Regions from separate parts of the Homo sapiens genome. Here region 1 is linked to region 2. A link is a loop called in an ENCODE intact Hi-C map of the cell type or tissue named here. Cell type or tissue: PC-3. All regions are shown on one strand. Each heading gives the region's core, and the rest is flanking DNA. Links, peaks and the distances in the headings are about the cores only.

Region 1 (5,846 bases), core at 358-5,357, 120 kb before region 2:
TAAGTAGTGACTATACTGTACAGTCTAAGACAGGTTTCTTTTACTGAGATCAACAGACTACTAGTGTCAGAATCACCTGGGCCCCTTGATAAAATGCAGATTCCTGATCTCCACCCAGACTAACTGTAATTTTAATAAATCGCTCAACTGATTCTTATCCAAAGTAAAATTTGAGACCACAGGGCCAAACACATTTTTTTTATAGTTGCTCAATACATTTAAATTTACCTCATTATATTTATTTAGATGACTGACAACTTGACCTTCCTCTCTTCTTTTTAGTGCAAGGAATACAAATAAAAAGATCCCAAAATAGCAAACCACTCAGCAATCATTACTTTCATTGTGATTCTTAGATATATGAGCAAAAATGTAGCAGAAGTTTTCCTCAAAAATATTAAAAATATTATTGAAAAAAACCAAGTTGGGCAACCTAAGGAACATAGATTGTCTTCTTGGACATTTGCCAGTTATATTTGGAACAATGTTGACTTTTTTTTAACTTGTATTTTTGGTTCAGAGGTACATGTGCAGGTTAGTTATATAGGTAAATTGTGTGTTACAGGAGTTTGGTATACAGATTATTTAACTACCTATTGAGAGCGGCAGGAGGCAGCCACATGGCTAGGCAGATAGGGGTGGGTCCCCAAGAAAACCCCACCTCCAAGCCAAAGGCAGTATTAAAGCCTGAAAGCCAAGCTACCAGTTAAATCCTCAGAATGGATTGAGAACCTGTCTTTTCATTTGGTGCACTTTCCTCTTATTGGTCCCCACCCTTCACCTATTTTACATATAACTATCATTTCCTAATTGGTTTTCTACACTGTTGTGCCCACCTTTGAGTGATGCCTTTGCTTTAACGTGTTTTGCCTACTCACAAACCAATCAGCATGCGCTACCCATTCTGAGTGCATAAGAGGACCCAGACCCAGCCACAGGGAAGGGACTTTTCTGCCTTTGGGTAAGGGAACTATCTTCCGCATCGCTGCTTTGCTGTGAGCTTTCCTCTCACTTAATACATTCTACTCCACTCATTCTCTGGTGTCCGTGTGCCTAATTCTTCCTGGTTGTGAGACAAGAACTCAGACCTAGCTGAGCTAAGGAGTAGAAAGATTGCGACATTATAAGGCAATGGGTGACAAAATAATCAATGATGACTTTTAATGGAACTTGGCATGGGGTTAAGCCTGGATATATCTCTTATATGAGAATATATATACCACTACCTAAATTTAAAACACATCCTTGTATGTGATTGTCACTTTCTGGGCAGTCTAACTCCCTTAAAGCACTAGAACAGAACCTAATGTATTCCAGAATGTGGGCCTAGAAGCCTTGGATGATCTGAGGTACTCCGAAGCAAGTTATGATAGGTCCAGATGACTATGGCCAGCCAAGCAAAATTCCAGTGGAATTTTGATTGAAAGAAAACTAATTTAAGGGCAGTTAATTGGACCCATGAATTTGAAGAGATTCATGGGCAAATAAATGAGGAAGCCCACTTACTCATAAAATATTTATTGAGCAAGTTTTATGTGCCTGGCACTGTGTTAAATGCTAAGAATTTAACATGCTAACGTTAAATTGAAAATTATGAACAGATTAAAAAGTCCTCAAGTAGTTCAGACACTGCACTGGAGACACTAAAGAAATGTGTGGCATTGGTTCTTTTTTTACAAATTTTATTAGGAGATTACTGAGACAAGATTTATAGGCATGAAATAATTATAAAATAATTGTTTTAAGCCTAACGATATTGAATAAAAACGTTCAAAAGGAGAAATCTAGTATGTTTGAAACGTTGGGCATTTAGTGATTGAATGTTTTATACACATATTCTCTCTTACTAATTTTCATAAAATTCTGTGAAATGGATATTACAATCTGTATTTTAAAGAAAATGAAACCTTATCAGGTAGTAGTGAGGAATATACACACGCATAAAATTATTACCATCAATACTCAGTTGTAGCAGCAATAGTACCTTTCCACATACCCAGCCAAGTAAAATGCAGAGTTGTAATTCAAATCCAATTTGTTCATCTCCACATTATACCTGTGCTCTTTCTGCTATACCACAATACTGCTTCCTTGTTTCAGAAAAGAAAGATGACCAATATGGGTTGATATATTCATCAGTAGTCTTTGTAAAAGCAGGAAAGAGTAAATGGAATATTAAATTGAACTTTGGACTTTTGAGCACTGCTAAACAGCAAACATCCTTTTGCACCAAAATCAAAGAAAGTAAATAAATAACACCATTACACTGCCAGAATACAGCCAGTCTTCATTTAATTCTTTTTTTTTTTTTTTTTTTTTTTGAGATGGAGTCTGGCTCTGTCGCCCAGGCTGGACTGCAGTGGTGCAATCTCAGCTCACTATAACCTCTGCCTCCCAGGTTCAAGCAATTCTCCTGCCTCAGCCTCCAGAGTAGCTGGGATTACAGGCATGCACAACCACGCCCAGCTAATTTTTGTATTTTTAGTAGAGCTTGGGTTTCACCATGTTGGCCAGGCTGGTCTTGAACTCCTGATCTCAGGTGATCCACCCGCCTTGGCCTTTCAAAGTGCTGGAATTACAAGTGTGAGCCACCGTGCCCGGCCCATTTAATTCTTCAGTAAGACCTACCACACCAAATTTTCACTGACCTTCTAGATGAGGGATTACCTTAGGATTCCCGGAATCTGGGCATGGTGAGATAAAACAGGACAACCACAAGTGTGAGGACACTTCAAAGTGCAGCTTCGAGCAATGAAGGGCAGCTATAAACTCCTGGGAAACAATAGCAGGAGCTGAAGCAGCTTGGCACGCGGGTTGAGTAATGGATAAGGAGGACTTTGGCAAGGTCACTAACAGGTTGTGCAATAAATGACTATAGCTGAAAACTCAGGGAGAGGATTTACATGGGCACAGGTATAAAGGAATGTTCCCGATTCCTTGTTTGGCCTGTTGAGTCACCCACAGAACTTTCCACAAGGCAGTTGCTATCCTGCTGCCCTCTGTTTCAGGCAAAGGCTCAGAAACAAGTGGTAAAATAACAGAATTTTGGAAATCATAAACATTTGCAACTTACAAAAAAACTTTGAGGACGATGATATCTACTTACCGCTTAGCAGATGAGAAAACGGAGACACAGATAAATTAAATGTGTTGCTCTGAGTCCTAAGGCTACTAAGGGGCCACTCAGCCCAAAACTTGGCTTTCAATTCCACTCTGGGACTCTGTACACTGTTCTTGTTGCTATTATACTGCCCAGAGAATGGGATGTTTCTGTTTATTAAATAAAAGTCCTTAAGTATACAAACATAGAAGGACTACATTCCTAATTCGCAAAAAGGGGGAACAAAGTTACATAGAATCCTAAAACTACCCTGAACAAAGCTGAAGTTGCTAGGATCTTACAGAAGATTCATCCAGGTCCAGCCTTCGAGGTGATTACAGGTCTCCAGTAGTCTGTCTACATCTTTCTCAGGTAATGCCTAAAGAAATGAATTATTCTAATATTGCTCTTTGCAAATACTTATCAATTACTTTATCTGCTTCTGAAAGGAAAGTAAAAATGAAATATTTTTCTATATATTTTGTTACCTTCTTCAGGTCTTTGCTTAAATGTCACTTTGCAGTTCACTTCCTTGAACACCTGCTTTATGTATTTATTTAACTTATTTTTATTTTTTTAGAAATAGGCTCTCACTCTGTTACCCAGGCTGGAGTGCAGTGGTACAATCATAGCTCACTGCAGTCTTGAACTTCTGTGCTCCAGTGACCCTCTCCTCTCAGCCTTCCAAAGTGTTGGGATTACAGGCGTGAGCCACCCTGCAGGCCAAACAGCCACTTTAAAATTATAAACCACACCCCACAATCCTTACCCTTCAGGCACTTGCTAGTCCTTCTATCCTGTTTTTTCCCCCTCTAAAGCAATTATTACCATTGAACAAATGGTAATTTACTCTTTGTGATATTAAATAAATTCATCCTTTATGTTTGCTTAAGATTTGAGTTTTAATTCATTTTTTTTTCTTCATGGATGTATGAGAAACTATTCTCTGCCTAAGATGGCATTATTAAACTTTTCAGAAATCATCAAAAATTTCTCAAAGTCTAAGTACATTAAAAATACCCTATTAATTTAGCACTTTCCTTGACAAAATTATTCTTCTTCTTAAGGTCATAAGAGGAAATACTGAACAATGTTGAACAATCCAGATGTAGTCACACTGAGTGAATCTGTACAGAAATCACATTTAAAAACAGTGACAGCAATAACAAGTCCCTGAACACTGTGAGAAGATACCACGCATGCATTCTTGTCCGTATGACCCACATAATCCAGGTCCCATGGCTTGTTTCTCAGTTTCTCTGTCTTCAACCCTGGAACTCTGTGCCAGTTTTGTTATCTAGCTATGTGCTCTCAAAAAAACCTGATTTTCAAAACATCGCAGCTACGAAACACAACTAAACAAAACACTCCTACGAGTGTTTCCTCCTGCCAGACTCTGAATCATTTAATATACATGAATTGAAAACACAGACCTGGGAGCTGAGGATATTTTAATGTCAACAGGTGAAGGTGGTGGGCTTGTGGTGGGGGTCTCTCCCACATCCTGTCTCCTCCCAGACCTTCATTTGTTTAAATACTGGTTGAGACCAATCATGCATCACAGTGTTGGTATTGCCTTATTCCCACAGGGCTTTTGGTTGAAAGCAATGCAGAAATGCAGCAGGCAGGTTTCTTCGGGGCTTCTTGGAGATTATCTGTCTGCCTGTCCGTCTTTCTGTCTATCTATCTATCTATCTATCTATCTATCTATCTATCTATCTATGCACACATATATATGGAGTTCCTGCAAACTTAGTTCATTCTCAGAGAAAAATCTAGCTAATATGAGTTACCTTTAATATTGGTTCCAGAAATAAAAATGTATTTCCCCTGATTCTAATAATTTGGAGAGTTCACTGGAAATTTGGCTGGGGAGAATTCTATCTTCATCAGAAACCTGAAATCAAGAAATTGACTCACTCTGTAATTGTTTAATTAATCATACTTTTACTATTATTCTTCTCAGAAGGCATTTCAAATGAAAAATAATTATGTGTAAAAGTCTTCACAAATGGCTGAACACAAACCCTATGCTGCTAGAAAAATATTGATGAAAAATGTGGAAGTTTTAAGATATTTCTGTAAGACCAAAGATTATATATGAATCATTGAATAGAAATATAATTATAATCCATCCCCCAAAACAGACATTTTAATTTAAATTTTAGTTTTCATGAAGTGGGGATTTGATCTGAAAAAAAAAAAAAAAGAGCTTTGGTGACATGGAGCAGCTGTCACTTAGGATACCAGGAGGGGAAGGAGTCCCTCTCTGCCCATTTGCCTGATCCTAGATAATTGCTGAATGTCAGAGATTGCAGTGTGGCCACGAAAAACAGCTTCTTTTGTGGACCAGTTTTACTTCACATTCTGGGTCTCTGGACTTCAGTGGCAATGGGAGATTCTGTTGGGGAGCTTGGATGGCACCAGGGCTACAGAACCACTAACATGACTAGAGCTACACAAGGGTTATTAGATGAGATGTGCTTCATTGTGATGTCTTTTGTTAACAGTAGTACAACTCAATAACAAAACAAAACAAAACAACGAAACAAACAAGGGATTCCTTTCAATGTGAGAGTGGTTTTCCCATTCTTCCTTGTCATGGTAACCAAGAGATACTGTTAAGAGTGAACAAGCATCCTTTGGAGGATATTATCATAAAATGTGAAATGAGGGTCTCATATCATTTATTTTGATTATCCAATCCTATTTGGTGGATGAAAAATTACAGAATGGGGAAAGGAAG
Region 2 (5,846 bases), core at 608-5,607:
AATTCATTCCAAGAACATGAGATAAAAGGAAAAGTTGAGATCGATTCATCAAGCCCAGAGTTTAGAAGAAATTTCCAATTGATTTGAGTTTCTTTCACAGGTAGTTTTGTTTTGTTTATTGTTTTTTGTTTTGTTTTGTTTTTTGAGACGGAGTCTCACTGTTACCAGGCTGGAGTACAGTGGCGTGATCTAGGCTCACTGCAACCTCCTCCTCCAGGGTTCAAGTGATTCTCCTGCCTCAGCCTCCCAAGTAGCTGGTACTACAGGTGGCACACACCACCACGCCCAGCTAATTTTTGTATTTTTAGTAGAGACGGAGTTTCACCATGTTGGCCAGCCTGGTCTCGATCTCTTGACCTCATGATCCACCTGCCTCAGCCTCCCAAAGTGCTGGATTACAGGTGTGAGCCATGCCACCCAGCCCATAGGTAGGTTTTTTAAATGTATTTTTAAAAATCTGAGATTCTTTATAGCATAGTACCTTTTATAGTAAAGAAACTTTTATCTGAAGTGTAGCATTTTCTTCAGTTCCTTTCATTTCTTTCTTCTGTTAAATTGTAGTAAAATTAAATGTAAACTCATTATTTTAAAATAGCACTATAGTATGATCACATTTTTATAGCAAAGTCTCTGCCCATCTGCCGACCCAACTACCCAAATATATATATATATTTTTTTTTACATCTTCAAACTTGAATAGGGTTTTGGGTTTTCCTTGGTTTTTTATTTAGGATGATTTTTATTTATTTATTGATACCTTGCTATTCTCAAATTTCTATTCAAAATACAGCTGTTTCATTTTTTAAAGACAAGCAAAAAAAAAAGTAAAATTTTAAAAAATCCTTGTAAAGACATCAAACTATTTAAGGACTCTTTAGAAAATGTGTCCCTAGATTGCTGGTTCAAGGGCTGCAATATTGAGTGTAGATGTGGGTCTCTAGAAAGGTAAAACTAGCATAAAACCATTTTGAGAGAAGCGGCCACCCTCTCTTCAGATTACATCATTACACTTAGCACACACCAGTCTCAAACATGAGGACTCTCAGGCATTACCCCGTAACTACTGTCAAGCAATCTTTTCTATACATGGCCTAGACTATGATCCTAGCTTTTCCCTTTTAAAGTCCCCTCCACAAATAAAAACAAAAGGCTTTGTACACTACCCACTTATTAATTCCTACATGTCAAACAACAGTTTACTGTCCTAAATGCATGATGAATTAATCTCACAAGACACTGGGTAGCTGTGTCAAGCCTATTGCTATGGCACCCAAGAGACAAAGATTTCTGAGGTTGTCAGTGGTAATGGATATAGCAACAAATAGAAAGCACTTTAGTACTATACTGAGACTTTGAGACAACCAATAGAAAAAGCAGTTAGAAATTCAGACAAGCCTGGAAGCAAGGTGAAGAAATCCTGAGAGAACTATGTAGAAAAACAGAGACTATAATTACAGAATAAAAGGGCTTTTTTTCTGGATCATATTTTATTACCACCCCAAATGAAGCTCATAAAAATACAGAAATTTAGAGAATGTACACAAGCTTAAAGTGTGAAGAAGTGGCAGTATCTATATAATATTACTATATAATCAGGAGGTAGTTGTGGGAATCCTTAAATTTAGAAACTTATTTTGTTAATTCTGAAGATATTTTATTTGAGTGGCTTTCCAGAATTAAAAAAGAATAATAATTAGGAAAAATTGTGGTAAGAAGTGATAAAGAAAAAATATTGGTAAATATTTTATTCACTGGGTTACATTATGAAATTTTTCAAAGAGAAACAAACGTATGTCTGGATTCTGTACTAATAGAACCAAGTCTTGAATCACAGCAACATAAACCAACACCTGAGGACCAAACTATCTTTATAGAGAAGTAGCAGAAAACATGAGACAAAATCTGGATAGAGAAGTCAGATCATATGTTACACTCCAAATAAGAGTCTATTTTCAATGACCAAAAATAAGAAATAGAATAAAGTGATATGGTTCTTAAAACACCGTTAAGCTCTACAGAAAGAGCACCCAATATATTAATGGACTGTTGATTTTAGAACAAACAATTGTTGAAGTCTCCATCTATACAACACACAACTGTCCACAACAGGTACTGCCACCTATTTAATAGTATTAAAAATATGTTGGGTACCTGTCTACTTTGAGCTAGCTCTAAGAAAATTACCCAAAGTCACAGGGCATTCTCTTCCAGTTGCCCAACCTGTTTAAAAGTGGCTGTGAGCAGGTGGGGATAAAATTATGCTCTTACTGAACTCATGCCTCTCTGCATTTCCCACCCAAGTATGATTTCAAAGCATGTGAGAGTTTGTGTCTTTCATTTGCTCTCCTCCCCAGATAATTAAGATTTCGTTATATTTAGGAAAACTGCCTCCTTGGTCCCTTGTAAATTCCAGGAACTCTAATTTAAGATCAAACCTCTAAGGAAAAGTCCACTCATTTGTAAAGCCTTTTTTGTGTGTATGTCTTTGATAAAAAGTCTAATTGGCTCCATTTCTTTTTGAACATTTTGTTTATCCACCTAATTATCCTGGGAAAACTGACATGTTTACCAAGTTAAACTAAACAATTACACAGTAGAACAGACCCATAAAACAAGGACCTCAGGAGGAGCTGAGGATCTATTGGCAACTGGTTTGAGTTTGTCTTATTTTAAAAACATATCATATTCAGAGAATTAAATTCTCATAAAGGAAAGAGTACATCGTTAAGTGCAGCTATTAAGGCAAAGTTTGTTTTATGAAGTACGTGATCATGGTAGGTCCATGTAAATCACCATAATTAAAATGCAGTAGGCATTCATGTATTTAACAACATTTACAAGCTTGTTTTAATCTATCTTCTTTGAATTCAATCAGCAATTTATCTTTTAGATAGTTGATGCCCAGACTTGCTGCAGCATAGTGTCCTCTGCTGGTCACACTGAAACACTGCACCATGAGGAAAACAGAAAGGAAGGTTAAAAAAAAAAAAAAAAAAAAAAAAGAGTGACTGCGAGGGAATGGAAAAAGGAGAGAGGCAGAAAGGGAAGAAAAAAGGAAAGGAAAAGAAAGTAAATAAATATGTTAAATTGAGACATATAATCTTTAACCCCCAGGATACGGCGCACATTAAAAATATAGTGTGTTTGCCTCATAGTTATGGTTGCTTAGTAAATTGAGATTGTGCTTTCATTGGAAAGAAATGTTTGTCAGACTTGAAAGATTAAACAATAATATTGGATTGAAACTGTTCTGAAATTATTTTCTGGTGATGTCAAATTAATTTAGAAGATTTTCAAAGTTAAGGTGCTCAAAAATTACCAATCATCAGAAGATGCAAATCAAAACCACAATGAGATTACCATCTCACACCAGTCCAAATGGCTATTATTAAAAAGTCAGAAAATAACACATTGGCAAGGTTGGGGAGAAAAGGAAACACAACACAACTGTTGAGAATGCAAATCAGCTCAGCAACTGTGGAAAGCATTTTGGAGATTTCTCAGCGAACTAAAAACAGAATTGCCATGTAACCCAGCAATCCCATCACTGGGTATATACCCAAAGGAATATAAATCATTCTACCAAAAAGACACCTACACTCATATGTTTATTGCAGCATTATCACAATAGCAAAGATATGGAATCAACCCAGGTGCTCAGCAGTGGTCACTTGGATAAAGAAAATGTGGTGCATATATACCATGGAATACTACAAAGCCATAAAAAGGAATGAAATCATGTCCTTCACAGCAACATTGATGTAGCTGGAGACTATTATCCTAAGTAAACTAATGCAGAAACAGAAACCAAATACTGCATATTCACATTTATAAGTAGGAGCTAAATATTGGGTACTCACGGACACAAAGATGGGAACTACAGACAATGGAGATTTTAAAAGTGGGGAGGTAGTGACAGGAACAAGGGTTGAAAAGCTACCTATTGGGTACTATATTCACTACTTGGGCAACGAGATTATTAGAAGCCCCAACCTCAGCATCACACAATATACCCAGGTAAAAACCTGCACATGTACCCCCTTGAATCTGAAATAAAAACAAAAATTATATTCAAAAAAAAAAAAGAGGGAAGTTAACTGTCAATGAAATACAGTGACATCCTCTCCTTCCCATCGTGTCAATCCCCTTCCCCCAGACCAAGATTTTCACATTTTAATGGACATCAAGAACCTCCTAGGGAGCTTGTGAAAAATACGAATGACTTTTGCTCTATGGTTAAGGATTCTGATTCACTGTACTATAAACTTCAGAATATTCATTTTAATATTTGCCTTTAGAAGACAATGGTGCAGATATTTTATTCCCCTCAATTAGAATACAAGAGCCACTGTGTACCTGGCCTCTTTGTTCAGGTTACTAAGAACCCCAACCTCAGTGCTCCAGGAGGGTTTATCTTATCCAGGTATTTGCATGTCATCATCATCATCAACAATAACCATATTTGCTATAATTTATCAAATATTTCCTATGTATCAGGCACTATATTACCATTTTCCTTACATATTCATGTTCCTTAGACAGTTATGGCTTTGAAAATGCCTCTGCTTTCTTTAATATCAAATTCTGCATGAAAGAAAGCTAGACCATACCTAGTACATAACTGACCTCAACAAATGTTAGTTTTGCTTCCCTTTCTCCATGTTCGTTGTTATTTTAGATTGAATAATTAACTGTAGATTAACTATATCAAGATCCTTATTAATATTGACAAACTCCTTGTTGTTTTCCATAATTGCTCAAAGGTCAAGTTTCATGGAACACAGACATGATTCCCTGATTTCGGAAGAGATTTTAATTTTCTTCAAAACATTTTGAAAACGTGTTTTGATAGCATTAATAATGTTCAAAGAACAACTGGGAACATACCTGCATTCTCTGAAATGCATTTGTTTGTGCCTCATTCTGCTTTTCCCTCTCTCTGGTACGCAGTTACGTGTCTGGTCAGTTGCCTCTGCATTCTTTGTGTGCTAAGGAGTGACAGCAGACAAACTGATGCAATTGCATTCAAGTTGAACTGAATTCCTTTATTTCATGTCAATATAGAACCTGATTATTTCTCAGTAGCACCATTAAACAGACATCAGCAGGTTTTGGGATAGAATTATTTCATACCACTTTATGTAATTTATCTAGCACATGTAGGGTCATGTGTATCTCATAAAGCTGGTACACTTCAATAAGAAAAAGGAGTTAGCTAGTAGAATGAATAGGAGCCCAGAAGAAGTTACCAAATTGAATTGATGGAGACTCATTTAGGTGCAAGTTGCATAAATTTACTGAAACTGGCTTAAAGGGAGAAAGGTATCTTTATCGGCATGTGTAACACAAAAATCAAGGAGTGATACAGCATTAGGCAGGTTAGATTCAAGTTCTACAAAGATGTCCCCAGAAAAGTTGCTTAATCCATCTATCAGCTTTCTTTTCCTCTGTGTTGGTCTCATTCTAACATAAGCTCTTTTTCTTTCTCTTTGAGGAGTTAGAGATGGCCCCTCAACAATCTCAGAAAAAGAGACAGTCCCCCTTGCAGGGGTTTCAGTAAAAGACGTTGGTTGAGTCATTTGTTTGTCCCTGAAGCAACCATTGAACAGGAAAGGAGAACATACTAACCAGACCAGGGTCCTGTGCTCAGCCCTAGGAGGAAGGGATGGAAGCTGCCAGCAAATCACACTGAAGGAAAATGGGGCGAGAAACTGGCAGGAAAAGAAAATTGCTTACTGGTCAGATACACCCTCGTGAATACTCACAGAAGACATTTGTCAAAAATAAAAAGATTCATAATTCTATGACTTAAGAATCTGGAAGTGAATGTAACTCAACATGGTTGG

Evidence for each region. Hi-C counts contacts between places; a loop is a spot of excess contacts. Peaks named below come from ENCODE experiments on the same cell type or tissue, not always from the same donor. Only the 100,000 strongest peaks of a DNase experiment are listed, where the experiment ranks them.
Region 1: it touches region 2 in a loop (4-fold over the local background); 5 of 110 quality-filtered maps call a loop at or near these places.

Annotation. Positions count from the first base shown.
Region 1 is chr7:17,096,665-17,102,510 of GRCh38, reverse strand. It overlaps LOC124901596 (a long non-coding RNA gene), which reads left to right and starts at 3,002. Exons shown (of 2, transcript XR_007060240.1): 1 at 3,002-3,472. It overlaps LOC107986772 (a long non-coding RNA gene), which reads right to left and starts at 2,707. Exons shown (of 3, transcript XR_001745107.2): 1 at 2,649-2,707. In PC-3, for the core only: no CTCF peak of the experiment used is centred there; a DNase peak (open chromatin) is centred at 2,840; H3K27ac peaks cover 3,082 bases.
Region 2 is chr7:16,979,892-16,985,737 of GRCh38, reverse strand. No RefSeq gene overlaps it. Among named protein-coding and RNA genes, the nearest start is that of AGR3, 100 kb to the right of the region's middle. In PC-3, for the core only: CTCF peaks have their summits at 2,725 and 2,926 (motif pointing left); no DNase peak of the experiment used is centred there; H3K27ac peaks cover 957 bases.